Linked DNA regions of Homo sapiens: region 2 is linked to region 1. Evidence: chromatin loops called from intact Hi-C (ENCODE). Cell type or tissue: HCT116. All regions are shown on one strand. Links, peaks and the distances in the headings refer to the core of each region. The heading gives the core; the rest is flanking DNA.

Region 1 (13,069 bases), core at 4,088-12,087:
CCCCATTGTACTCCAGCCTGGGCAACAACAGTGAAACTCCGTCTCAAAAAATAAAAAATAAAAATAAAAACTGTGTTATGTCTTCACAAGATCCTTAAATTTTATTTCAATCAATTAATAGTTTTCTGTAAGAAAAACTTCTCTAAGTAACTTTTCATTTAAAAGTTTTTTTCCTTGTGGTTCATAGATTACTTTAATAATAAAGCGAAAAACCTCTGCCTTCTACTTTGTGAGAGACTGTTCAAATAACAAAGATGACAGTTGATTTTATTTCTCATGCCACCTTTGTTCTATTGATAGTAATGGGGGCCTGTATCCAGAAGGGGAGGATTGTACCACTGCATCTGGGATCAGGGAGCAGAATGCTGTGCTTAATTTTGCTGGTCTACCACTAGCTCTGGAGAGGAAAGGGTAGGGGTGACATATATGCCAAGGATTCATTCTGAAAAGTAAAGAGCACTGGCTTTGTAGCTAGAAATATTTGAGTTTGCATTCCATTTCTGCCACTTGATAGTAGTATGACTCTGGGCAAGATATTTACTTTTATAAGCCTCCTCCCCGCCATCTGCACAGTAGGGGTTTTGTAAGGAACAAATGTAATAAGGTTATCACGTGCTCATTATAGTACCTGGCATATAAATTAACACTTAATAAACATTAATTTACTATTTTACCTATTATTGTGTTTATTAATAGCAAATATATATTGCGCTTTTTATATGTCAAACATTGTCCTGAGCTGTTTACATATTTTATAACTCACTTAAACCTCATAGCAACCAATTAAAGAATGAGTTTTATAGAAGCACTATTTTATAGAAGAAACTGATACAACAGCCGTTAAGTAAGTTACCATACAACTACTAAATGGCAATGTTGGGCGTCAGCTCCAAGTAGTCTGACTCCAGAGTCTGTATAGTATGCTATAGTGTTTAGCATAGGACGTACATTCCTCCAGAAGCAGTGTGCTAGAAATAGAACATTAAAAAATATCTTAGTAAATTATCAAACAAGGGGAGATTATAATATTAATAGTAGTATTACGCCAGTCAAGGTGGTTTACGCCTGTAATCCCAGCACTTTTGAGAGGCCGAGGCGGGTGAATCTCCTGGGGTCAGGAATTTGAGACCAGCCTGGCTAACATGGTGAAACCCCATTTCTACTAAAAATAAAAAAAATTAGCCAGGTGTGATGGCAAGTGCCTGTAATCCCAGCTACTCAGGAGGCTGAGGCAGGAGAATCGCTTGAACCCAGGAGGCAGAGGTTGCAGTGAGCCGAGATCGAGCCATTGCACTCCAGCTTGGGCAACAAGAGCGAAGCTCCATCTCAAAAAAAAAAAAAAAAAATTAGTAGTAATAGTTGCAGTACTAGAAGTAGTGGTATTGATAATAATAGCTAAAAGGTATGAGATACTATATGCCAGGCATTAATCTAAACACATTACTTATATTTACTCATTTAATCTTCACAACGGTTCTATGAAGAGGAGATGGAGAGAAGTTAAGTGACGTGACCTGCCCATAGAGTGATTTAAACCAGTATTTTAAATTTCTAGTTTGCAGGAAGTATGTGACTCTTCTAAAATAAAGATTGTGCATTTTTTCGAGGGAGCTAGCTTGGGTGTTTTATTAGGTTTTCAAAGAAATCTCTGACCCCCAAAAGATAAAACAGAACCATCAAGCCATTCACCCAAGAGCCAAGGAGATATAATTATAGCAAGCTATGTAAATATTTATAAATATTTATTAGAAATGTTTTGATGAGATTTGAGCCCCCACAGTCTAGCTCTGGATTCCATTAACCTTCCCTAATACCACCACTCTTAATTTCAGTATATGTTTTTCTTTTAATAAAGAACTTTTATCAGAGGTTTCTAAAACTTGTATGTATGTATGTATATGTACTCATTTCTAATTCAGTTTTAACTTTTTCGAGAGCAGGTATGTGTGCATATGGTTATATTAAGGGATGAAAGAAAGAAAGAAAAGGCCAAGAACAGTTCCTTCTTAATTTTGAAGCAGTATAGTATAAAGAATCAATTTGAGTATGAATGGTGACTCTGCTGTTCATGTGTCTGGCCATGAGGACTGGCTATGTGTCCTCAAGCAAATTGCTTAATTTTTCTCCTTATCGCTAAAATGAGGGTAATATATGTATGTATAATATATATACTTGTGTTTTATATATATTTTTATATATATACTTGTGTTATATACACCATGTGTATACACACACACACACACACACACAAACACACACACACACTTTTGTTACTGTGAAAATTGTGGCCATGTAAGTAAAATGTTTATAGTATCATGTATTAGTTTTTCTTTCATTACCTCTAACCATTAGTTCTTGGTGTTCCCTAGGGTTTTATTCTCCATTTTTCTTTACTTTCATACTTATCCTGGGCCATATTCTCAATCCTTGTGACTTCAGTGACTCTCTAATGTTTATCTTCAGTTGAGGTCTCCCTGATGAACTCTAGAGCCTCAAATTTTAGTACCAACCAGAAATCTCTACCTGGAAGCCTGAGCCGTCAACATTTAGCATGTTAGAATTTACGACTCCCCTTATCCTTGCTATATATCAATTATTAAAATAAGAAACCTGGATGTTATGCTAGACCTTTTTGTTGACTTATTTGAATCTGTTCTTTCTATTTCACTGATAATGCTGCCTTAGTTCAGGCCCACATTATTTCTTATCTAAACTCTTGGTGATTTCTCTTCTTCTAGTACATACCTTTACTTCCTCCCCACCCCTAGCCTAAACAGTATTTTAAAACAGGGATAAATCATAGATTATTCTAAACAATTAGAAGAGACAATATGGGTCATTGTCTTAAGAATTTATTGTCTGGGTTTACCAAAAGCTTTATATGATCAATTAGCATTGGAGATGTTGGAGATGGGAGTTGTGACCATCCCTAATATAACATGGCAGCAGGCAATCCTTCTGATTGTATCACTTCTTCAGTTACCTAAAAGGTAAATTCCAGATTTCTTAGCATGACATACAAGGTCTTTGAACATCTATATCGTGACCTTACTTGACTCATCTCTCCTTTCTCACAGGCTATCTATGTTCTAGCCTTGCCCAAAGTATGTGCAATTGTCAGAATATGTTGTATTATCCCTGTTAATGCAAATACCTTCTGGAATGCTTCTTTCCTACCCTCCACCCCTGCTCTATTTTTGTTGAGTTCTTTTTCATTGTATTGTCTCTGCTCAAAAGTAGCTCCATCTGATATCTCACTATTTTCTCTCCCCCCAGCCCCCCTTTTAGCCCCAAAAGCTTCTCTCTCCTTGGAATATCTTGCACATACCTCTTTCATGACATTTTTCTTGTATTTTAATTATTTTTTTTTTAACTAGATCTTTTTACTAGGTTGTGTAATTCTCAGCAGCATGGTGAGATTTTATTAATTTTGTTTCTTTAATGCTTAGCCCAGTGCCTGAGACAATGTGAAGTTGGCTATGTAGATTTATTGAAAGCCTTCTAGATAGTCGTAGAAAACTGAGAGCTAAAATAGGCTCAGCCCAGATATTAACTTTTGTTTTTTGAAGTATATTAAGATTTATTATAGGTATTACAATAACTATTTCTATAGATTGTGTTATTGTAAAGGAATTATTTTCTTAATTTTACTTTTGGGATATTCATTGCTGAATATCAATATATAATTGTATAGAATTCAAGAGCATTAATTACGTATATGATATAATGCAGCTATCACTGTTATTTTTAAAACATTTTCCGTTTTATCACGAAATGGAATTGGAGTTTATCAGATGCCCTTTTGGTGATAATTGAAATGATCGTGTGGGGTTTTTTCCATCATTTTATTAACATGATATATTACATTGATTTTCTTATGTTGAACCACTGTTGTATTCCTGAGATAAAGGATTATACCCCAATCTTGGTCATGGGGTATAATCCTTTTAATATGCTATTAGATTTCATATTCTAGTATTTTCATGAGGATTTTTGCGTTTATATTTATAAGGGATATTGGTTGGTAATTTTTCTTTTTTGTGATGTGTTTATCTGGCTTTGGTATAGGGTAATGCTTGCCTTGTAGAATGAGGTAAGAAGTGCTCCTTCCTTTTCTATTTTTTTTAGAAGAGTCTTAGAAAGATTATTGTTAATTTCTTCTTTAGTAAACTGGCAGAAGTTACCACTGAAATCATCAGGTCCTGGACTTTACTTTGTTGGGAGGTTTTTTTCTTTATTACTAATTAAATCTCTACTTGTGTGTATGTTTGTTAAGATCGTCTGTTTCATTTTGAGTCAGTTTGATAATCTGTGTATTTGTAGGAATTTGCCCATTTCATCCAGGTTGTCTAATATGTTAACATACGATTATTTGTAGTATGCTGTTTTCATCCTTTTTGTCTCTGTGAGGTTAGTAGTAATGGCCCCACTTTCATTTCTGATTTTAATTCTTTTTCTTTTTATTTGTCAGTCTATCCCTACATCTAAACTCTTTTAAGGGTTTGTCAGTTTTGTTGATTGAAAAGAAAAAAAACTTTTAGTTTTGTTGATTCTGTTTTTTTTCTGTTCTCTGTTTTATTCATCTCTATTCATATATTTCTTATTTCCTTCCTTCTGTTAGCTTTGGGTTCAGTTTCTTCTTTGTAGTTCTCCGGTTGTAGAGTTAGATTAATGATTTGAGATCTTCTTTCTTAATGTAAGCATTTACAGCTGTAAATTTCCTTCTGAGCACTGTCTTTGCTGCATCCCGTAAGTCTTGGTATTATGTCTTAACTATGTAAAAATTTTTCTTGTTTAAGAGTATTATCTTAGTCAGTTTAGTGCTGCTATAAAGGAATACCTGAGGCCAAGTAATTTGTAAAGGAAAGAGGTTTATGTGGCTCACAATTCTGCTAGCTAGAAAGTGAAAGTCTCAGGCTGCCTCCACTTGTGGTGGAAGGTGAAGGGGAGCCAACATATGCAGTGGTTACGTGGCCAGATAGCAGAGAGGTGTCAGGCTCTTTTTACCAACCAGTTGTAGTGGGAGGGAACTCATAGAATGAGAACACATTCATTACCAAGAGGAAGGCACAATTCCATTCATGAGGGATCCACCTCTGTGGTCCAAATACCTTCCATTAGACCCCATCTCCAACACTGAGGATCAAGTTTTACCATGAGGTTTAGGGGGACAAACAGTCCAAACTATAGCAAGTGTGTTGTCTGTTATCTTCTTTAAACCATTGGTTGTCTACAGTGAATTGTTCAATTTCCACACATTTGTGAATTTTCTGGTTTCCCTTCATTACTAATTTTTAGTTTCATTTCATTGTGGTCAGAAAAGATATTTCATATGATTTCAGTCTTTTAAAATTTATTAACATTGTTTTGTGGCCTAATATATGGTCTATCCTGCATAGACCTATGCTCAGGTGCAAAATAATGTGTTCTCTGCTATTTGGGGGTGGCTGTATTCTGTATATGTATGTTGGGTCCAGTTGGTTTTTAGTGTTGTTCAAGTTATCTGTTTCCTTATTGATCTGTCTTGATGTTCTGTTCATTATTGAGAGTGGTATATTGAAGTCTCCAACTATTGTACAGCTGCCCATTTCTCCCTTCTATTCTGTTAGTCTTTGTTTCATGTATTGGGGGCTGTGTTGATTGGTGCATTTGTGTATATAATTGTTATAGCTCCTTGATGACTTGATTTTTTTAATCAACATACGATACCCAAGGCTAGGTGCATTGGCTCACACCTGTAATCCCAGCACTTTGGGAGGCCAAGGCAGGTGGATCACCTGAGGTCAGGAGTTCGAGACCAGCCTGGCCAACATGGCAAAACCCCATCTCTACTAAAAAATACAAAAATTAGCCAGGTATGGTGGTGTGCGCCTGTAATCCCAGCTACTCAGGAGGCCGAGGCAGGAGAATCACTTGAACCTGGGAGGCAGAGGTTGAAGTGAGCTGAGATCCTACCACTGCACTCCAGCCTGGGTGACAGAGCGAGACTTTGTCTCAAAAAAAAAATATATATATATATATATTTTTTATATATATTTATATTTTTATATATATTTATGTTATTTATATATATAACCTGAAGCCTTTTATTTTTTTCTTCTGGACACCGTTCTGGCTAGAGTCTCTAGTACAGAAGAGATAAATGCAGATAAATGCTTACTAGAAGAGATAAATGCAGACATTCTTGTTCTTGCTCCTGATTTTAGTGGCAAAGCATTCAGTCTTTCATCTTCAAGTGTGATGTTAGTCTTGGGTTTTTCATAGATATAGTGTTATCAGTTGAGGAAGTTCTCTTCTATTTCCAGCTTGTTGAAGCATTTTTATGAAAGGGTGTTGGATTTTGGCAAGTGCTTTTTCTCTATTGATTATGTGGTTTTTGTTTTTATTAAAATGGTGTTTTATATAAGTTGATTTTTGAATGTTAAACCTACCTTACATTTCTGAGATTAATCTCACTTGGGTCATAGTGTGTAATCATTTTTATATGTTGCTAAACAGTACTTTGTTAAGAGTTTTTGCATCTATATTCATAAGGGATATCGATCAGTAGTTTTATTTTGTTTTTGTTTTCCTTGTCATGTCTTTGGTTTTAGTATTGGGTAATACTGGCTTCATAGAATGACATTGAGAAGTATTCCCTCTGCTTCTGTTTTTTGAAAGAGTCTGTGAAGAATTGGTTTTAATACCAATTAATAGGAACTATTTAGATAAACAGTGTAGAACTGATGTATGCCAAGGAGTACAGAGTATTTTAAAGACTTGGTGATGTTTAATAGCACAGTGTGTGTAGAGGAGATACAAGTAGTTTGAAATTGCTGGTATATAAAGTTGGGGTAGTGGGGATTGTAGTGGAGATGAGGCTAGGAAAGTAAAAGTGGGTTCATATATGATTAGGTCAAGGTCAGCCTCCTAGTATAAAAATAATTTTGTTGTCGTTGTTCTTTTTCAATTAGATGAAAACCCCAAATTACAGAAATGGTACCTTGATCAGGTTGACAATATGCAATTCTCCCCTCTTTTCCTCTCTCTTTATCTTACTATATTATGAAAATTACTGATAGAAGTGAATTTTATTCAGTGAAATAAAGTGATTACCTATCTAAGTTCGCTTGGTCTATCTTCCTTAAAGTTTTATGTTGATGTCTTATTAAAGTGGTTTATTGATTATCTGGATGAAACTTGACTGATGAAATGCTAACATTTTCAATGGAGTATGACCTAGGAAGTGAATATATAAGTAATAATAAAGCTCTTGAGTTTGAATTATCAGGACCTCCTCATAAAGTATAAATGTTACTGACAGCAAATGAGGTGGTAATTATCATCTGCTCAAAAATAATCTAGGAGTTTCTTTTGAATATCAGTTGTCATCTGTTTTTATGTTATTTTAATATTTCAGCAAAACTAAAATGTTATTACATGCATACTATATAAAAAATTGAAGTAATACAGAATGGAGTAAATTAAAATGAAATATTTTTTACCCTAATCCCTAAATTCCCTAATCCCACTCTTAACAGATATAAATTTCTTATATGCATGTATGAGCACATATATTATATGTAAATTAGTAATAACATATGTATTTTGGAACATGTTCCCTTTTTACCAACAATACAGTAATAGGGCTTTTATGTCTATATGGACAGACCCTGCAAAGTTTCCCCTATTGTTAAGATATTAATATGGTACATTTGTTACAGTTAGTTAATTATTATAGTTTATTCAGATGTCCTTGGTTTTTGTCTAAGGTCTTTTGTTTATGATCCCATTTGAGATACCACATTACATTTACAAAGTATAAGAAAGAATACCACATTGAGGATCCCTCATTACAACATAATGAGATGTTAGTGGTCTTATCTTACTTACCTGCATGGCAGTTTCTTAGACTTTCCTTGGTTTTGATGATCTCGACAGTTTTTTGGAGTACTGGTCAGATGTTTTGTAGGATGCCTCACTATTGGAGTTTGTCTGCTTTTTTAATGATAAAACTGGGGTTACACGTTTTTGGCAAGAAGACAACAGAGAGGTAAAGTGTCATTTTCATCACATCATATCAAGGACATATACTGTCGACATGCTTTATGAGTGCTGTTAACTGACTTTCAACACCTGACTGATGTAGTGTTTAGTTTTCTTGACTGTAAAATTACTCTTTTCCCCACTCTTTCCATACTTTATTCCTTGGAAGGAAGTCACTATGCAGAGACTACACCTAAGGTGGGAATTATGCCCCTATACTTCTTTTCCTTAATGGTGGAGTAGCTACACAAATTATTTCAATTTATTTTGCGTAAGAGACATGTCTCTTTTCCCCCATGTATTAATCTATTTAGTCATTTATTTCTATCAGTGTGGATTTGTGGATATTTATTTTATTGGCCACATTGTCCCAGGTTTGGCCACTGGGAGTTCTGTCAACTACCTCCTGTGCTTCTTGTTTGTTTTTTTGTTTTATTTATTATTATGGTTATTATTTTTAAGAAGGAGTCTCGCTCTGCCTATCAGGCTGGAGTGCAGTGGCTTGATCTCTGCTCACTGCAACCTCTGCCTCCCAGGCTCAAGTGATTCTCCTGCCTTGGCCTCCCAAATAGCTGGGATTACAGGCGTCTGCCACCATGCCTGGCTAATTTTTTTATTTTCACAAGAGACGGGGTTTCACCATGTTGGCCAGGCTTGGCTCGAACTCCTGACCTCAGGTGATCCACCCACCTCGGCCTCCCAAAGTGCTGGGATTACAGGCGTGAGCCACCGCGCTTGGCGGCTCCTGTGCTTCTTTAACATACTATCATGTGGGCTTTTTGTTTTATTTTAAAGCATGTTTTTGTTTTCTGGCATTATAAGATAATGGCATGCAGATGTGTTTTTAATTTCTTGCTCTTCACAAATTTTATGCATGCACGAGCGTGTACACACACAGAATTGTTTTCATAGATGTAATCCCTAAAGTGTCATTGCTGAGTCTATTTGGGGGGGCTCTATGTCTTCACTTCTGAATTAATAACCCATTGCCTGCCCAATAGATTGCATGAGTTTGGACTTTCACAAGAATTGTTGTAGTTCATATTGGATGGTGATCTATTTCAATACTTAGTTTTCTCAGACTGAATTTTCTTTTCTAGTTTGATAGATGAAAAATTGTGGCTTATTGCTATCTTTATTACATTTCTTTAATTATGAGTGAGGCTGAGCATTTTTCTACAGTTTTGTTGGCCATTTTTATGACCATCTGTTAATGCGTATTTCCATATTTCCTTTCTTGTTTTTGTTTGTTTGTTTTGCAGGGGTTGGGGTGGGCAACGGCATGATTTCGATCACTGCAACCTCCACCTCCGGGGTTCAAGCAATTCTCCTGCCTCAGCCTCCAGGGTAGCTAAGATTACAGGTGTCTGCCACCAAATCCAGCTAATTTTTGTATTTTCAGTAGAGGCAGGGTTTCATCATGTTGGCCAAGCTGGTCTCAAACACCTGAACTCAGCCTCAGCCTCCCAAAGTGCTGGGATTACAAGCGTGAGCCACCGTACCCAGCCTATATTTCCATGTTTTCTGTTTGAATACTGGTTTTTTCTTGTTGACTTCCAAGTACTATTTGTGTTTTAAAGAAAAACAAATCAGGCTTTTATCATGTGTAGCAGAAGTTTATTTATTTGTTTATTTGCCAAATTGTCATGGTTTTTTTTTACTGGGTTTGTGTGAGTTTTTTTTCTTAAGGTAGTATAGATGTTTTACAGTTCTGTGTAATCAAATTGGCATTATTTTTCTCCATGGCTTAGCTCTTTTGTCTTCCAAGATTTGCAGAAATACCCATGTTTTCTTCTGGCACATTTATTATTTTTCTAAAAAAAAAAAAAAACCCTTTGGTAATTTTGGTGTTTATTTTGTTTTAAGGTGTGAGATAGGGATGAAATTTGCCTTAATCGTTGTATGCTAGGTGCCTACCCTTTCCCATTTCCTTCCCACAGCCTCTCAAGCAAAAAGGTATTCTCTTACCTAATCCACACACTCTTTACTATTAGTACTATATTCTCATCTCTAGCCAGCCTGGCGTACCCATCAGAGAAAAGATAGCTATTTTGGAGATTTTTGCCAGTTGGAATGCCCAGTCCAATTCTGATGAGAATCCTGGGTTACTGTGATGCTGCATTTGATGTCTTATTGCGGGGATCTCTAATATGTTGTATTGCATTACATCAGATTTTTAAAATTATATCATGATTCTATTAAAAATGTAACCTCAAGTCATTTTATTTCCTTGACCTCAGAAGTTATCTGGAGATAACACATCATACTAATGTGTTTTCCAAAGGTAGGATGGAGTTATCTCAGCTGTTGTTGAGTTGTTGTTACATGTGATCAAAATTTTATCACTTAAATTTCTTACTCAGTGTGTGGTTTTAATGTGGAGTTCATAGAAAAATGGTTATCAGTGATTAGAGAATAGTTTATTAATAAAATTAATAACTAGGAAAACTGAGTCATAGAGAGAAATACTCCCTAAATTATACATTATGTAATTTTTTTGGAAGTTTCTAAGTAGATCCACTTTGTATAATAGCAGATTCCTTTCAAAGGACTTCTGGCATTGACTCTTTTGCCAGTTTTTTGGAAACCTAGTATCAGTTATTTGAGGTTAGCAGACTCAGCGTTTTCAGCTCCTGCCTCCCAAATGATACTGTGTGTTCTATTTAGGTTTTTTAAATTTTTATTTTATTTTTTTATTTCTTTTTGTTTTGTTTTGTTTTTTTGAGACAGTCTTGCTCTGTCACCTAGGCTGGAGTGCAGTGGCACAGTCTTGACTACTGCAACCTCCGCCTCCTGGGTTGAAGCGATTCTCATGCCTCAGCCTCCTGAGTAGCTGGGACTACAGGTGCATGCCACCACGCCTGGCTAACTTTTGTATTTTTGGTAGAGACAGGGTTTCGCCATGTTGCCCAGGCTGGTGTTAAACTTCCGGGCTCAAGAGATCCACCCACTTCGGCCTCCCAAGGTGCTGGGACTGCTGGCGTGAGCCACTGTGCCCGGCCTATTTAGTTTTTAAAGTTTACAATTTGTGAGTATTCTAGCATTGTGTCTGAGAATCCAAAGGAGATAGATTACATTAAGGAAATAGCAAACCTGAGATGTTTCAGAAAATTACGAGTGCTAGAAATGCTGAATCCTGGTCTTCTCAAAATATTAGCATCTTTAGCCTTCTTAATTATGTTGTGCAAGAAGCTTCAAACAAAACCGTACTTTGGAACTGCAAAAATACTACTGTTTTCCCTACATATGGTGTTTCCTAGGGATGGGCACTGTCCCCTCGGGGTTATTCCCTGTGGCTATTTATTTTACATTAGAACATTTGTAAATTTAACAAGAGCATTTTTTGGTGCCTTCATATTTCTCATAGTGTAGTAAATTAGATTGTTCAGCCTATAGCAGACATGCTTTCATTAGCCTTCCTTTGATGTATTCTGCTGTGTTAATATTATGAATAAAATATGTGGCCAATAAAGGGATATCACTACTTGCAATGCAGCATGAGCTATACAAAGTAGAGTGGAATTATCTTCATTGATTTGAACACAATACTTTTGTAGCCTAATGTTGCATGATGTTTTTTATTGGTTGCATCTCAGTGTTTTTTCTTTTTGAGTTCTGTTCAATTACACTTCTTTAATTTCCAGATGTATTACTGTCAAGTTTGATCTGGAGTTCCTCTGTTCTCTCATTCTCAATAATACATTGACACTTTGATTTTAGTCATAGGGCCTTTGTTAAATTTCATATTGCAGGTTTGGTCTATCATACCAGCCCAAGTTCTTTAAATTTTTATTCAATGTTTCATTTTAAGCCATTCTTCTAGGTCTGTGTCAATCTTAGGTGGCTGTGTTGAAATCAGAGGTTATAAATTGACAGCCAAATCTATCCCATGATGTGTTTTATTTGACAAGCACATTTTTTTTTTTAAACTAGAATGCTTGTAGTTAGTTAAGTTTTGTACTGTGTGATTTACCAACTGTTGCCCCTTATTGCGTTACACAATTTGGCTTCACACTTTTACATATGTTGCTTAGCTGTTGATGGCATTTGCAACCTGTAATAAATGAAATCATTTATAAAAATATTGAGACAAGGGAAGGACAGTTTATAGTCCTGTAACTAGAAATCTCTGTTGAACTTGGCATTCATCTTTTAATCTTACATATAATTTAAATATATAAAATTAAATAAATGTGTGTGTGCATGCGCACGTGTGTGTGTGTGTGTGTGTGTGTGTGTGTGTGTGTGTGTGTGTAGGAGACAGAATCTCACTGTGTCGTCCAGGCTGGGTTGCAGTGGTGCCATCACGGCTCACTAGCCTTGACTTTTCGGGCTCAAGTGATCCTCCCACCTTAGCCTCCCGAGTCGCTGTGACCACAGGCGTGTGCTGCCAGGCCTGGCTAATTATTATTATTATTTTTTTTTTTTTTTTTTGAGGCAGAGTTTCGCTCTTGTTGCCCAGACTGGGGTGCAATGGCGTGATCTCAGCTCAGAGCAACCTCTGCCTCCTGGTTCAAGCCATTCTCCTGCCTCAGCGTCCAGAGTAGCTGGGATTACAGGCATGCGCCACCATGCCTGGCTAATTTTGTATTTTTAGTAGAGACGGGATTTCTCCATGTTGGTCAGGCTGGTCTCGAACTCCAGACCTCAGGTGATCCGCCCACCTCGGCCTGCCAAAGTGCTGGGATTACAGGCGTGAGCCACCATGCCTGGCCAATTTTTTGTTTTTTTGTAGAAATGGTGCCTCCCTGTGTTGCCCAGGCTGGTTGTGAACTCCTGGACTCAAGTGATCCTTCTGCCTTGGCCTCCTACAGTGCTGGGATTATAGGCATGAGCCACTGCGCCTGGTTCAGCCTTTATATTCTTAACTGTTAGTATGATTGTTTAGCAAATGAAGTAAATTGGAATGTAGTGGTATACACATCTCCAGGTTGTTCATAATTGTATAATGATTAATTTTGTAAAATGGATCATTAAAATCAAGAAACTTTGTGATTGAGTAATAGTTAAAAAAATGGTTTTGACATCTGTGTTAATGACCTTT
Region 2 (16,292 bases), core at 4,774-12,773, 61 kb before region 1:
TGGATATTCATTTATCTAGCAATTTATATTTCACAGAGAAAAATACTCATAAATATTATATTACTTTTCTTTTATTAGGTTAATTGGAATTCAGTTAGTATTTTAGAAAGGAAATTGTAATGGAAGAATAACAGGAAAAAATAAAAGTCCAATAAGTGAGCCTAAGGACTTATATTGTACTGAGAATTGGTTTTAGATTTGTCAGGGAAGAGAGAAGAAACAGTAGACATTTTTGTGTACGTTGAAGTCACTAAAAGAACAATGTAAAGCTCTTTTAGATCAGATACTAGGTAGCATAATACACAGAATCGATTAAGAATTCAGAAAACAAGATGGTGACTGTGGACTATCCCTAGTGAAGTAGGAGGTGGCTCTTGTGCCTGAATTGAAGAGAGCCGTTGGATTGCTACTGGGGTGAGAGAAGGCAAAAAAGGAAAGAAGAGGTCTGTGAGTGAATAGAGACCCTGGAGCCAGTGATATGCTTATATAATTGGGCCTCAGTTCAGAATGGGTTGGATTATTTAAATTTTTATATCTGTTAACCCCAAATTAACATTCTTTTCTCCACCTGAGCTTTCTCTGAGAGGTCTTCTACTTTGCTAAAAAGAAGATTCAGGGAAGCAAACACTCAAAGCCTTACTTTCCTAAATGCAGAAGGATCTGAAGAGAGAAGTTTTAAACATTTTTATTTGCACATATTTTATTTTCAAGTAAAATAAGGTCTTGAAGAAAGCCCTAAGGCCTTTTAGAATTGGATGGATAAGGTCAGACTCTTATGGGTTCACCTTTTGCTATTTGACCATGGGCAAATTTAACATTCTTCCTATTACCTATAATATGGGAACAGTACTGTCTACCTCATGGGGTTGAAACTAAGCATTGTGTCTGGTCTATAGAATGACTGAATACATGGGAGTTTAAAAAATGACTTATAATTGAAACAAGTAATTGAAGTAATTACATGTAATAAACTAAAAATAATTTGTAGTAAAGAATATAGTTTACTTTGACCAGGCGTGGTGGCTGATGCCTGTAATCCCAGCACTTTGGAGGCCAAGGAGGGCGGATCACCTGAGGTCAGGAGTTCAAGACCAGCCTGGCCAACATGGTGAAACCGCGTCTCTGCTAGAAATACAAAAATTAGCCAGACGTGGTGGCAGGTGCCTGTAATCCTAGCTACTCGGGAGGCTGAGGCAGGAGAATTGATTGAACCCGGCAGACGGAGGTTGCAGTGAGCCGAGATTGTGTGACTGCACAACAGCCTGGGTGACAAGAGTGAGACTCCATCTCAAAAAAAAAAATAAAATAAAAAATAAAGAATATAGTTTACCTTGTATATTTTGGCAGTTTTCTCTATTTAATTCCTTACAGTTCTCGTGAAAAAAAAATTTCCTTTCTTCCTTTAGGAGACAAGGACGGCAGCAAGGTGACAACAGTGGTGGCAACTCCTGGGCAGGGTCCAGACAGGCCACAAGAAGTCAGCTATACAGACACTAAAGTGATTGGAAATGGATCATTTGGTGTGGTATATCAAGCCAAACTTTGTGATTCAGGAGAACTGGTCGCCATCAAGAAAGTATTGCAGGACAAGAGATTTAAGGTAAAATGTCCAGTATTTCATATATTTTGTTGCTGTCGTAATACATATACCATAAATGATTATTTTTTTAGTTGCTTCTTTTTGCTTCAAATTTCTTCTATTGTGCGCATTTTTGTTCAGCTCAACCATTGTAGTGATTTTATTTCTAGTCATGTATTTTGTAGAGATAACATTCACTGAAGATTGCAGTATTACTTTTGTAGTCATTACAAATGACATATGTAATATATGTATTTTTTAATCCTGTGAAAGGTAAGTTAAAATTTCTTAATTTATACTATAAAAAGTGACCTGTCCTCACCGTTGTACTGTGTTGATGTAGACCAGAGGAACACTGCCTGTAGCATATAAGCATTTTATGTATTTGACTATGCTTCCTTTTTTCAAAAAATTTTTTTAATCCATGTTGCAACTTGTGTTAGTCTGTTTTTGCATCTCTATAAAGGAATACCTGATATTGAGTAATTTATAAAGAAAAGAGGTTTAATTGGCTCACAATTCTGCAAACTGTACAGGAAGTGTGGTGCAGACATCTGCTTCTAGTAATTGTCTCAGGAAACTTCTAATCATGGGCAGAAGGTGAAGGGCGAGTAGGTGCATCACATGGCAAGAGCTGAGCGAGAGCATGAAGGGGGAGATCCAGACTTTATTATTATTATTATTGTTATTACTATTTTGTAGAAACGGGGTTTTGCCATGTTGTCCAAGCTAGTCTCAATCTCCTGAGCTCAGGCAAGTCGCCTGTCTCAGCCTCCCAAAGTGCTGGGATTACAGGCGTGAGCCACCATGCCCGTCCCCAGACTCTCTTAAATAACCAGATCTCCTGTGAACTAACTGAGTGGGAACTCACTCATCAACAAGGGGATGGTGCTAACCCCATTCATGAGTGGTTGACCCCCTTGATCCAATACCTCCCACCAGGCTCTACCCCGTCTCTACTAAAAATACAAAAAATTAGCCGGGTATGGTGGCGGGCGCTTGTAGTCCCAGCTACTTGGGAGGCTGAAGTAGGAGAATGGCGTGAACCCGGGAGGCAGAGCTTGTAGTGAGCCGAGATCGCGCCACTGCACTCCAGCTTGGGGGACAGAGTGAGACTCTGTCTCAAAAAAAAAAAAAAAAAAAAAAAAGGAGATTACATTTCAACATGAGGTTTGGAAAGGGATAAACATCCAAACCATATTACAACACTATCCATTTTTCTCGTAACTTTTTTTTTTTTTTTTTGCTATCTTCCCTTTTTTTTCTTGTCCTTCTGCCTTTAGACACTAGCAATCCCAAAATTCAGTTCTCGTCATGTATTTTCATTTTCTGTACCTCATTAGGGGAGCCTATGCATGGAAGCTCAGATGTCATCTCTATGTTGTGGTATAGCAGAGAGAGTCAGAAGACACCGGGTGTAATTAAGCCTCTGTCACTATGCAGCGTTGCTCCCTTTACTACTCTTCCAACCTCTGCAACATTTTAGTGGGAGCCTCCAATGTACCAAGATCTATGGTAAACATGAAGGGATATAACAAGAAGAAGTGATCACTGTTCTGGTATAACACTAGTTATACCACATTCTAGTGTCCATCTGCTGTAAATATCTGGAACATTCTAAAGAATTTTTAAAAATTCAGTTGTTTTTGTTTTCAGTTCTCACCTCTCCCCCAAGTACTAGTCTCATGTTGTCAAATGCCCACTGGATCTTGATATCTGAATATTGTACTGTTATCTCAAATTGTCAAGCCATCTTATCTAACTATGACTTAACTTTTAAGACTCAATGGAAATCTCTCCTGCTAGTTCCCAGAACTTTGGATTTGCCTTTTCTTTTTAATGGTTTTATAATTCACTGTTATTCAGACTGTTCCATTTGCTCATCCCTAATATCCAGTCATTGTTTAACTTGATTTTCTTTTTTCCTCATACTGCCTTGTGGCTGTGTCTCTTCTTTTTCTTTCTCTTCACTACTATTCTAGTCAGAACCTGTCATTATTTGGCTTAACCACTTATAAACGTGTACCTTAGTCTTCTCCTTTCTAATCTCTTCTGTGTACTAAGACTAGAATAATCCCAGAGTTCTCATTGGTCATGTTGTTTCTCTTGCCCATAAATCTTCTATGGTTCTTCATAGTCTAGAAAGTAAAACCTGCCTAGTTTACTTGTGTACGCAGAAACTTCCATAGTCTTCCATTTTCTCCAGATACTTAACTTTCCAAACTTTTTATGTTACTCTCCTTGAAATATGTTCTTCTCTATGACCACTCTGCTTTTATTCAGCTCTTCTATCACTCCCATTCTCCTGCTGTCTAAATTCTGTGCATTTATGAAAACTCAGGTCAAATTCTTCCTGTATGAAACTTCCCAGATGATTCAAGTCAGCTATGGAGATCTTGCTATTCTAAATTCCTCGAGCCCATATTGTCCATAACCTAGGAAATTCCATATTTTTTATGACAGGGTCTCCATTTTTTAAATATTTGTCTCCTAAATACCCACACATTCCATTTTTTGGGATTGGTAGTTAATGATGATAGCAGATACTTACTATATGTATTTTTTGACATGAGCAGTTTTACATAATTCTTACCATTAGTACTGTGTGATTGATATTGTTATTATTTGGATAAGGAAACCTAAGTACAAAGAAATTTTAAATTAACTTGTCAGGGTCACACAGTTGGCAAGTGGATGGATGAGCAAGGATTCGAATCTAGACAGACTCTCCAGTGCCTTACCACATTTTATCCTCGCTGTATCAAGCCCCTCTACCCCTTCTCTCTTTCTCTCACAGTATTCATCCTCTTTCTATATCATAGTATCAGATTCTCACAGTGTCATAACCTCTTTCTATCAAAATATTTAAACCACACCCTCTTTCTCCTTCTCAAGAGAGATTGGTTTTATTTCATTCTCTAATGGTTGCATTATATTTTATTGTGTGGATATACCCTAATTAGCCATTGTTCAATTGATAGCTATTAAAATTTTTTTCCCTGCCAAACATTGTATATATGTGCTTTATCAGAATACAGTTTATAAAAGTAGAATTCTAGGGTTTAAACTTTAAACCTTGATATAGGAGAGCACTTTAAACCTTGATATAGGCTGTCTTCCAGTTAGATTTTATCCATTTAAATGTACGTTATTTGAATATGAGTAATGCCCATTTCCTGTGTAGCCTTTAGATATTAGGAGTATTTTTATGTTTTTCAGTTCTGTAGGTGAAAAATTATTTTTATATTTTGTTACTTTCTTTTCTGTTTTAAATTTTTTGTAGAGACGCATCTCACTACATGGCCCAGGTTGGTCTTGAGCTCCTGGCCTAAACTGGTTCTCCCTCTTGGCTTCCTAAAGTGGTGGGATTATGGTCTGAATCATCATGCCTGGCCCTGAAAAATTATTTTAATTTACAACACCATTTTACATGTTGTGACCCTTTTTACCCCTTTTAGAGTGTGTGTCTTCCTTACTCATTTGTTAAAACCCATTTAAAATGTAATCTTGTAGAGCAACAAAGATTTTATTATCTCAGTGCTTCTGTGCGTTGGAAATTCAGGCATGGCTTAGCTAGGAACCTCTGGCCCAGGGCCTCTCACCAGACTGAATCCAGGCATCAGCTGGAGCTGCAGTCTCATCTGAAGGTTTGTCTGAAGGAGGAAATATCTGTCCCCAAGTGTACTATGTGATTGTTGGCAGACTTTGGTCCCTTGCCACATGGGCCTGTTCACTGGGCTTTCTGAGGTCTTACCAGTTAGCTTCCTACATGGCAAGGGAGCCACTGGAAAAACAGTAAGCCCAAGACAGAAACCACAGTTGTTTTTCTAACCTAATATTGGTGAGTTGATTAAACAAGGGTGTGAATACCAGGAGGCAGGTATCATTTAGGGCCATCCTAGAAGCTGCCTCCACAATAATATGAACCATCTGTCATCATCTCAAAGTGAGAAAAAATAATTTCAGTTTGTGTTGACTTTGCTTGTGATATCTTTTGCTTTTCAGATATTGTTGATTTGGGCTTTGGTATAATGCTGAGAAAGGGCCTGTTCTATCTTGCTTATAAATAATGTCGTTTTCTCTAGGAATTTTATTTTCACATATTTCTTTAATTTTTCTGGGGTTATATTTTGGGATGTAGTGTAAAGTAGTAATATAACTTAACCTTTCCCCAAGTAGTAGGTCATTGTCTCAGAAACCATTTTTATAAAGTTTATCCTTTTCCCACTGGTGGGCAAATGCCATTTTAAAAACCATGTATTATGTTACCATATATACATTGGATTTTCTTCTGGGTTTCCTTTTCTTTTCCGCTGATTTGTCCATTTTGGCTTATGTAACACTTCTCTGATGATGAGAACTAACAGCATATTTTGAGTGTTCCTTGTTTTTTCTCTTAAAAAAATCTGTGTATCAAATATCATCAGCCTGTGATGTTTCTCCTGCAACCCCAACAAAACAAAAACAAACTTTAGATTTGATTAAAATTGTGTAAAATTTGCAGATTAGTTGGGCAGAATGTGCAGATTTACAATATTCAGCCTTCCCATCCAGAAATGTGATAATTCTCAGCATTTAATCCATTTTTGATATAAAACTTTATAGTTATGTACGTTTTAAACTTTTCTTACTTTTTTAATCTAGATATGTGTAGTAATTTTTCTGTTGCTCTTGGGAATGGGAGTCTTCCTCCATGTAAATACATCTTCCATGTAAATGCAAGTCTTCCTCCATGTAAATACATCTTCCATGTAAATGCAAGTCTTCCTCCATGTAAATATGTCTTGTTTTAGGCATTTGAACACTGCCTCCTCCGTTGGTTTTGAACTTGGGCATCTTCTAGATGCATTTAATGTGCTGAGGCCCTTTAGTAGGGTACTTTACTATGTTGCTTTTCTAAATATTATTACATGTTCATTATAATTTTCTAGCTTACCTAGAAACCTGAGTTTAAAATGTTACTGGTGAACTAGAGTGTTTTTGTTGTTTTGTTTTCTGTTGTTAGATGAACAGTTTTTATTATGATTAGACACTGATTTTCATATAGGGTTTATGGTTTTTTTCCCTATGATCTAAATGTAATATATAAACATGATAATATTCAGTCGGTTTTGCTTTCTAATAATCCTGTTTGCTCCAGGTGTTTTAACATTGTGATTTTTTTTGGAGGTATTTTATGTATTAGTGCTTTCTTTTATTTTTTGTTTTTCTCAGTCAGACTTGCTATATAGCTTTGCTTTAGTTATCATCTCTTTTCAAGGAACCAGCTGTTCTACCTTTCTTCTAATCATTGTATCTTTCATCACTATTCCTTTTTAAGAAGGTTCTAAAGAAAGAATATGTCAAATACTTTGATTAAAGATTGAAAATATGTCCCTATGTAAATGAACTGTAGAACTCTGAAAACAAACATTTAAATAAAACTATTAATAAACAGTGAGACCCTTTCTTTTTTTATTAAAAAAAAAAACACTAAATAAAACTATTTATATTGGGTAGCATAGGGTAAAACACAGTAATACTTCTGATTGTCCTCACTGGGAATTTGAATACTTTTCATGTATTACAGAGAGGAACAAGTAACCTGGCTGAAAATAAAAGGATGTGAGTCAGGAAAATAAAATAATAAAGCAAGAGAGCACCCAAAGCCTTGGCTTGCAAGAAATTGTGTATTAGATACTATGGTTTTTATATGTACTTATTGACAGAGAAAGTGGGGATCTATTGCTTAGGTAACAAAATAGTAGATCTAATGTTTTATTATGATTTTTGTCCTTTTTTCATGTTTTGATGGAGAAGATGTACAGACAGTGGTTTAAGAATAACAAACACTTGAAACTTGCAACTTAGCCTATGCTAGGATTGTGTGGGTATTTCACCAATTAATTTAATAAATACAGAGTTTTGTCTAATGAGCGGTTTGAAAGTAATAATGTGCACACATAGCATTTTGTAGTTTAAAAATTAGTTTCATATACATAAATCATTTGATTTTTGCTACTTTTTATTTTGATATAATTTCAGGCTTAGGCCAGGAGTGGTGGCTCACGCTTGTAATCCCAGCACTTCAGGAGGCTGAGGCAGGAGGATCACTTGAGGTCAGGAGTTTGAGACCAGCCTGGCCAACATGGCAAAATCCCGTCTCTACTAAAAATACAAATATTAGCAAAGTGTGGTGGCACGTGCCTGTAGTCCCAGCTATTTGGAAGGCTGAGGCAGGAGAATTACTTGAACCTGGGAGGCAGAGGTTGCTGTGAGCCAAGATTGCGCCACTGCACTCTAGCCTGGGGGACAGAGTGAGACTCTGTCTCAAAAAAAAAAAAAAAAAATTATTTCAGGCTTAGGCCGGGTGCGGTGGCTCATGCCTGTAATCCCAGCACTTTGGGAGGCCGAGGCGGGTGGATCACGATGTGAGGAGATCCTGACCAATATGGTGAAACCCTGTCTCTACTAAAAAATACAGAAATTAGCTGGGCACGGTGACTGAGGCAGGAGAATCACTTGAACCCGGGAAGCGGAGGTTGCAGTGAGCTGAGATCGCGCCACTGCACTCCAGCCTGGTGACAGAGTGAGACTCCGTCTCAAAAAAAAAAAATAATTATTGTTTCAGGCTTAACATTGCCATTACTGTAAAGAACTTCCTTAAACCTTTTATCCAGATTTCCAAATATTAATATTTATCACACTCACTTTTGCAGTTTCTTCCTCTCTATATATATTATTTTTATTTTTTTCAGGTGAGATCTTGCCGTATAACCCAGGCTGGAGAGCGGTGGTAAAGTCACGGCTACTGCAGCCTTCAACTCCTAGGCTTTAGCGATTCTCCTACCTCAGCCTCCCAAGTAGATAACCATAGGTGTGCGCCACCACACCTGGCTAGTTTTTAATTTTTTTTTTTTTTTTTGTAGAGACAGTGTCTCCCTGTTTTGCCCAGGCTGGTCTCAAACTCCTGGGCTTAAGTGATCCTCCTGCCTTGGCCTTCTAAAGTACTGGGATTATAGACGTGTGTGCCAGGCTACACATATTATTTCCTGAAATGTTTGAGTGCAACTTTTAAGTATGAGGCTCTTTTATCCCTAAATTATTCAGTGTCTGTTTCCCAAACTCAAAAGACATTCGCTTATGTAACCACATAATAATTATAAAAAAATCAAGAAATTAACAATTATACAATACTATTATCTAATATGCAGGCTTTATTGAAATATCTCCAGTTGTTCCAAAAATGTCCATTGTGGCACAAGAAAATCCTGGGTCATGTGTTTAGTTGTGATATCTCTAGTCTTCTATACCAGGAAGAGTTCCTCACTTATTGTCTTTCATGACATTCATGTTTTTGAACAGTATAGGACAGCTATTTGGGTTTGTGTAATGTTTCTTCATAATTAGGTTCAGCATATTCATTTTTGGAAAGAATGTCATTGAAATGATTTTTTTCTTCTTAATGCATTATATCAGGAGACCCATGATGTCTGTCTAGTTAATGATGATATTCACTTCTATCACTTAGGGTAGTGTTTGCTAGGTTTCTTTACTGTAGAATTACGGTTTTTCTCTTCATAATTATAAGGAATATGTAGGAAAATACTTTTAGACTACATAAATAACCTTTTTCTCATCCAGCTTTTACCAACTAGTTTTAGTATGCATTAATGAGTTTTTGTTAGAATCAATTATTATAATAATGGCTACAAATGGTGATTTTCTAATTCTTTTTTTCTTTATTAATTAGATTCTACTCTAAGGATTATGAGGAAAGCTTTTCCCTTCTCTCATTTAATTTTATATATCATACGGACTCATTGACTCTCATTTAATTGTATATATCATATGGACTCATTGACTCTCATTTTATTAAATGGGTTATAATCTTTGGTCATTTATTTTGATACTCAGATTGCTTCAGGCCAGGTGCAGTGGCTCACACCTGTAATCCCAGCACTTAGGGCGGCCGAGGCGGGCGGATCACGAGGTCAGGAGATTGAGACCATCCTGGCTAACATGGTGAAACCCCGTCTCTACTAAAAAATAGAAAAAAATAGCTGGGCATGGTGGCGGGTGCCTGTAAGGGAGGCTGAGGCAAGAGAATGGCCCAGGAGGTGGAGCTTGCAGTGAGCTGAGATTGCATCACTGCACTCCAGCCTGGGTGACAGAGCAAGACTCTGTCTCAAAAAAAATTGCTTCAGATTTGGTCAGCGAAAGCCCTTTCAAGCTGGATCTAGATCCCCTTAGCCAGTAGAACTAGAGAATAGGTGTATGTGTGTGCACATGTGTGCAAGCATATTCACACGTTTTTTTCTGTATTTCTTTCTATTAAAAATTAATACTTTTAATTGCAGAGCAACATCACAGAGTTCACTCTAGCCTTCTTTATTTCTATATTTGTAACTCCTCTTTCTGAACTGAGAAAACCTAGCTGCTGTTATCCACAATATATTTACTTATTTGCTCAATCCTAGAATTTACAAGCTAGTTTCAGAGCTGCTAACTCATATCCCTGGGGGCAGAGTTGGACTTACTAAGAGTTCACTGTTTATGTTTTTTATCTTTAGCTTGAAAGGCATATGGATTTTATATTATATTCAAAAAGTATTTGGGTTTTTCTTTTTTTTTAATTTTAATTTTTTCCTGTAGCATAGACTATTAATTTGAAGTAGTTAGGTTCATCTGTTTCTGTATGTATCGCTTCTTAGAACTTCACCCCCTTTCTTTTTGATTAAAAAAATTATTTATGTTTTCATTCTGTGAAACACTAACATGGTTCCAAAAGTCAGAAATCTAGTGTCATTTCTTTTCGATTCTTTCTATTTTATTTCCACTCACTCCCTGTAGATGGCCAACCTCATTATGTTCTGGCTTACTTTTCCTCAGTTTTGTTTTACACATACCTGCTCGTTTGTGCATTTTCTTTTTTTTTTTTTCTTCCTTACACAGGAGGTAGCATATTGGAGACACTCTTTTGTACTTTGCTTTTTCTTTAAGCTATATTTCCTGGCAATCATTGCATATCAGTTCAGAGATTTTTTTTTTTTTCATCCTTTTTACAGCTGCTAAATGCCCCTCCATAAAGGTTATACCAATTTGCATTCTCTCTAGTTAAGTATGAGTGCCTGTTGGTCCATAGTTTTGGCTATAAAAGTTGCCTTACTTTTTAAATTTTTGCTAATCTCATAGGTGAGAAATGGTATCTCATTATAGTTTTAATTTACAATCTTCCTATTTTGAGTACACTTTAACATCTTTTCATGTATTCAAGGTCCATTTTATTTGTTTTTGTGAGTCTGTATGAATTGTCCTTTTTTTGGTCCATTTTAAAAATGTGATTTTGATTTTTCCCAATCAACCCTGAAGAGTACTTTATTATGGAATTTATATTAGGTGTGATATGTGTAATTTTTACTTTGTGTATGGTAGTTTTTTTTTTCTGATATGTAAGAGTCCTTCCTTCCCTCTATGCAGTTGAATTTATTGCTCTTTTATCTGGATTTTGTGTTATGGTTATAAAGCTTTCCAGCTATCCTCAGGTTAAAGAGGAAGTCATCTATATTTTCCTCTAGTAGTTATCAGGGTTCAGTTTTTGCATTTAGATCCCTGATCCATTTGGAGTTTATTCCTATTATGGTATGAATTATTGATCTAATTTTATCTTTTCTAAATCATTAACTACTTGTCTGGGTACAATTTAGTAGAAGACTATCTTTGTTCCAGTTATTTGAGATGTTACTGTTATTATATGCTAAATTTCTACATGTACTTGGCTCTATTTCTGGACTTTCCATTTTATTCCACTAAGCTGTTTGCATATTCATGTGTCACTACTATACCGTTTTGATTATAGAGACTTTATAGTATGTTTTAATGTCTGATAGGGTTAATATGCCCTTGTAGCTTTTCTTTTTGGTGTTTTCCTACCTATTTTTACATGTTTATTTTTCTATATGAACTTTGGCATCAGTTTATCTAACTTTATAAAAAAAGTGTTGATCTTTTAAATTGGGATTTTATTTATAAATTAATATAGGAAGAACTGATATATTTGTGAGCTTGAATTATCTTAGCCAGGAATAAGAAATATTTTTCCATTTGTTCAAATCTACTTTTATGTCTTTCAGAAGTTTTGGCTTAGTCAGGCTTTAGAAATTTCTTAAGTTTATTCTTAAGTATTTTATTGTTTTTGTTGCTATTGTATAGTTTTTCTTGTTTTTTATTCTACATGTTAAAAAGTGATGGACTGCTTTATACCAAGCTCGGTTTTTTTCCTTGTATCACCCTTCCTTTGTGGAATTTAAGTATTCTTTGTTGTGGCCAAAAAATAAAATTTGATATATTGACCTATTTGTTTCTCTTGATTATCATAAAATAGGAATTTCTCTGACAACTTAAAAGTCTGTAGTTTTAAAATCTGTGATTTACATAGCTGCTGTTTGGGATTGCCTTAAATTATTAGGTGTTTCCAGCAGAAGGTTGAAATAGGATCTTCTCCTTGTTCAATTAAATAAACCAACCTGCGAAATCTCCTAATGGCAGTGAGAGGCTTTTTTTTTTTTTTTTTTTTTGGTGAATAGTAAAGATGAGAGATAATGGTCAAAGATAAAAAGAAAACCAAGAATAATTATCCCTGTGTGCCAGGAGTCACATAAACTGTACCTAAGACACTGGGCTTTTTAAAAGAATTTCTGGTATAATCTTCATTTCAGTGGTATTTTATTTTTTTCCCACTGTTGTCCATCATACTGTGACAGAGTACTTAAACTATCTTAACTTGGGCAGTTTGGAAGTGCTTGTGATAGGAAATATTTGTGTTGTGGGGATAAAGATTGGGTAGGTACCTAATTAATGTAGGAGACCTGTACTGTTGTAACAGGGAGAACATCAGTCAATCCCAAACCTCCTTATGGTTTGTTGAGGCTGACTGTTCCAACTTGAAAATCAGTAAGTTGCATGTTTATTAGTGATCTTGGCTTCATTTACTATTCATTTCTCCTTTGAAGTGAGTCATAGGTTTCAAGTCTCCTGCCTAGTTTCACTTGTTCTGTAATTGGGATATAGAGGGATAGGGATGTGAGGTATCACTATTGTTAGGTTGTGAATGGAGAGCATAGTCTACTTTTAATACCATTTTATTTATTTATTTATTGGAGACAGAATTTCACTCTTGTTGCCCAGGCTGGAGTGCAATGGTGCAATCTTGTCTCACTGCAACCTCCGCCTCCTGGGTTCAAGCAATTCTCCTGCCTCAGCTTCCCAAGTAGCTGGGCTTGCAGGCATGCGCCACTACTCCTGGATAATTTTGTATTTTTAGTAGAGATGGGGTTTCACCATGTTGGTCAGGCTGGTCTCGAACTCCTGACCTCAGGTGATCCACCCACCTCAGTCTCCCAAAGTGCTGGGATTACAATTGTGGGCCACCGCGCTTGGCTTAATACCATTTTAATACCTGCTTTTATAGCATTTTGGAGAATGAGGAAAGATGATGTCTGTTTTTGATCCTTAAGGATATGAGTATTCTCTGAATATATTCTGGAGACAGTGCCAGAGGAAGATTTTGGTCTTACTTAATAATTTTGAAAGCTTGAGCATATCTATTGTAAGAGTTAAAGAAAGAGGAAAGAAACACGAAATGTGGCTGGCAGTTAAAGACAAGTTCACTTTAGACAAAACCTGAGAGGTGCTCCTGGCTGATTTTGATCAGGAGCGCTTTCTCTTACAGACTAAGAGTATATATTGGTTTTAGGGTGAGGGGGCTTATCACAAGATTGGAATGTTTATGTGTGTGGAGAAGTTTATGGTGGGGTTAGAATCTCTCTGGGAGGAGGGGAGGTTATCTTGGGGCAGACATCTTTCCGGCCAGGAGGGGTGTTATCTCGGGGCTAGCATCTTTCCAACTGGAGCGGGGTTTATTTCGGGGCTAGCATGTCTCTGGTCAGGGAGGAGTTTGGAATGTTTCTGGTTGGAGATGTTATTTGTGGTTTATGGTCATGCTGACCTTAGCCATTAGGCTGATGCCCTTTGAATTTAGGCAGTTTTTTATTAAGGTGAATTTTAGAATGAGGGGCTTGTCCAAGATGGCGATGCTCCTACTCTGTCAATCCAGACCCTATAATTTGAGGAGGGACGGCGTGTTCTTCTGGCTACTTCCTGCTGACTAGGGGATGGAGAGTTTTCTGGTCTCAGGTTGACTGTAGGAGCAATGACATCTGTAGATGTTTTTGGGTAGTTGTCTGTGAAATGGCCATGATCCTGTCAGATAAAAATCTTTGAAAAAGGTTAATTGGGCAGGGTAAGAACATTAGTCCCAGGCATATTATTAGAAGGGGGCTCAGGAATGGGATGACACATGCTATGATTTTGTTTCCAAACCAAGAATCTGTTTGGTTGTTTAGATATTTCCTTAGCTTTTTATTTCCTTTTTTTTTTTTTTGGAGTCAGACTCTTGCTCCGTCACCCAGACTGGAGTACAGTGGCGCAATCTCAGCTCAATGCAACCTCCAACTCCCAGGTTCAAGCAGTTCTCCTGTCTCAGCCCCCGAGTAGCTTGGGACTACAGGCGCCTGCCTGTACGCCCGGCTAATTTTTGTATTTTTTAAGTAGAGATGGGGTTTCACCTTGTTGGTCAGGGTGGTCTTGAACTCCTGGCTTCAGGTGATACATGTGCCTCAGCCTCCCAAAATGCTGGGATTACAGGCGTGAGCTACTTCACCTAGCAAGATTTCTTATTTCTTTACATTGATATTTATGACTTTTGGGGGCTGTCAGGGGTTGCTTCCTTAGCTTTCCAGGCTTTGACTTGAGTGTGATGTATTTAGGAGTTGATTCCTGTAACAGGTACCATTTTAATTACCCTGGGTTCCGTGGATTCACTAGACATGGGGGTGAAGGATTCTGGGCACCCTCAGTTATTAGTTGTCAGCACCAGCAGTGAAGAGATTTCCTTCTGTGATGGTCGGGGAGCTTAGAGGCAGCGTCTGCTGAAACATCTAGTTTTCAGTTTATAGGGCTTTAAGAAAGCCCGACTTATTTTGGAAACTTGTAGCCAGAAAAATTAGAATTTAATTTAAGCAGTAGAAAATAATAAAAACTGAAAAATGTTAGGCAACACTAGAATTTAACAACAGGTGTGCTATGGTTTTTTAAATATAATTTTCTTTTTCCAGTTTCCCATTTTTATTAAAAGACAAATCATGGTAGGAATGGTTTGCTTTATTATACTTGGCTTAATTATTTGCATACAGTGCAGCAAGAATAATTATTTGTTACATAGGCCTTTTAAATTGGCTTTGATGGAACTTTGTTCTGTAGAAGGAATCTGAGAGAAAACCGTTTTAGCCAAGCCCAGCCCTGGATTTGTACTATCAAATATCTATGAGTTGGTGAATTTCTTTCCTCTTGAGGTCCCAAGATAACTTGGTATTCCTGGTCTGCTAGAAAGTGACATTCTTTACTTACCATAGACCAGAAACCCTGTACAGGGACTGTGTACACAAAATATGAGGCCAGTTTTCCAAGGGCATTTTTGCCTTTGTAAGTATGGTTCCTTAAAGGAAAGCATATTATTCCAGTTAAAGCCTTTGTAAAAATAACCAGTTTTTCCAATTCTGTCCTGTTACAAAAGAAAACAGATTTTTAGTGCACTTATGCAAGTACTGTAACTTAAGAATACTCACAGATAGTTTCAAAATTATGGAGAAAATCAGGTAGAGAGAAACAAGTATGTTCCAAATTTTGTTCATGGTAGTATAGTAAATTGTTAAAAGCTGTTAATAGCTCAAAAGAAAAATTTCTTTGACTTTGAAAAGCAAAACAAAGGATTAGCAATATGTTAAAACATTAAAAAGATTGGTCTCCTGTTAGTTTAGTTCATGGAATTAATTCCTGTCATGCTCAATATTAACATTTTATCTCTTCAAAAGTCCTGAACGTTTTTCCTCTATTCTGATGTTACAGTCTCCAGTGTTATCAGAAACCTGCATTTAAGAGCACCTGTTAGAGCTTTATAGCTGATTATAAAACCACCTTTTAAAGAGGACCAAAACAAGGCAACAATTGTTTATGGATGACAAAAAGTTTTAGGGTAGCCATAAAGACACAATTGACAAGGATGACACACAATAATTTTAACATAACGATTGTAATTATTACTGAAAATGTACACTAATATATATCAGAATTATAGGAGTCTTCCATAACTTTGGAACACATATGAGTAACATACAAATATAGACCAAAGAAAGCCAAATACCGTTTTATATTTGACAATGCTTCTTGTATGATTTTATACCAGATAAGCTAAATTTCACCTTTCTATTAGTGTGCTATTAATGTTAAACTCAATTTTAATAAGACCTTGTAGGCATATTTATCCAATTTTAATATCTGACCATAAGGTAAGATTTTTATAGACTTTTTTTAATGCTTTATAAGTTTTGTTAAAGAACAGGTTAGTGCTTTAAGAAAAACCCATTGTGCTTTTGTTTTAATGCCCAATTTACAGAAAAACTGGATGATACCCCTTTAACTTTACCAATATGTTTACACACAGAATTTCCTTTATAATTAACGTTTCAAAACTTGCTTAAACCTTCAAAACAATTTTTTAACTTTTTAATGTAGGTAAAAATCCACATTCTTATGCCTCCTTATAATCCTTTTACGAAAAGTATATTTTACTTTCCTTACACACCTTGCATATAAACTGTTTTTTCAATAGCTTTAA

What was found. A loop is a pair of places that touch in the nucleus more often than their neighbours do. Peaks named below come from ENCODE experiments on the same cell type or tissue, not always from the same donor. Only the 100,000 strongest peaks of a DNase experiment are listed, where the experiment ranks them.
Region 2: a loop joins it to region 1, with 3 times the contacts of the local background. A loop is called at or near these places in 2 of 110 quality-filtered maps.

What each region holds. Positions count from the first base shown.
Region 1 is chr3:119,929,292-119,942,360 of GRCh38, reverse strand. All of the region lies in intron 3 of GSK3B (glycogen synthase kinase 3 beta), which reads left to right. Among named protein-coding and RNA genes, the nearest start is that of MIR6529, 150 kb to the left of the region's middle. RefSeq lists an enhancer at 4,781-4,880. In HCT116, for the core only: no CTCF peak of the experiment used is centred there; no DNase peak of the experiment used is centred there.
Region 2 is chr3:119,987,354-120,003,645 of GRCh38, reverse strand. It overlaps GSK3B (glycogen synthase kinase 3 beta), which reads left to right. Exons shown (of 11, transcript NM_001146156.2): 2 at 1,407-1,600. Among named protein-coding and RNA genes, the nearest start is that of MIR6529, 89 kb to the left of the region's middle. RefSeq lists an enhancer at 1-100. In HCT116, for the core only: no CTCF peak of the experiment used is centred there; a DNase peak (open chromatin) is centred at 9,704.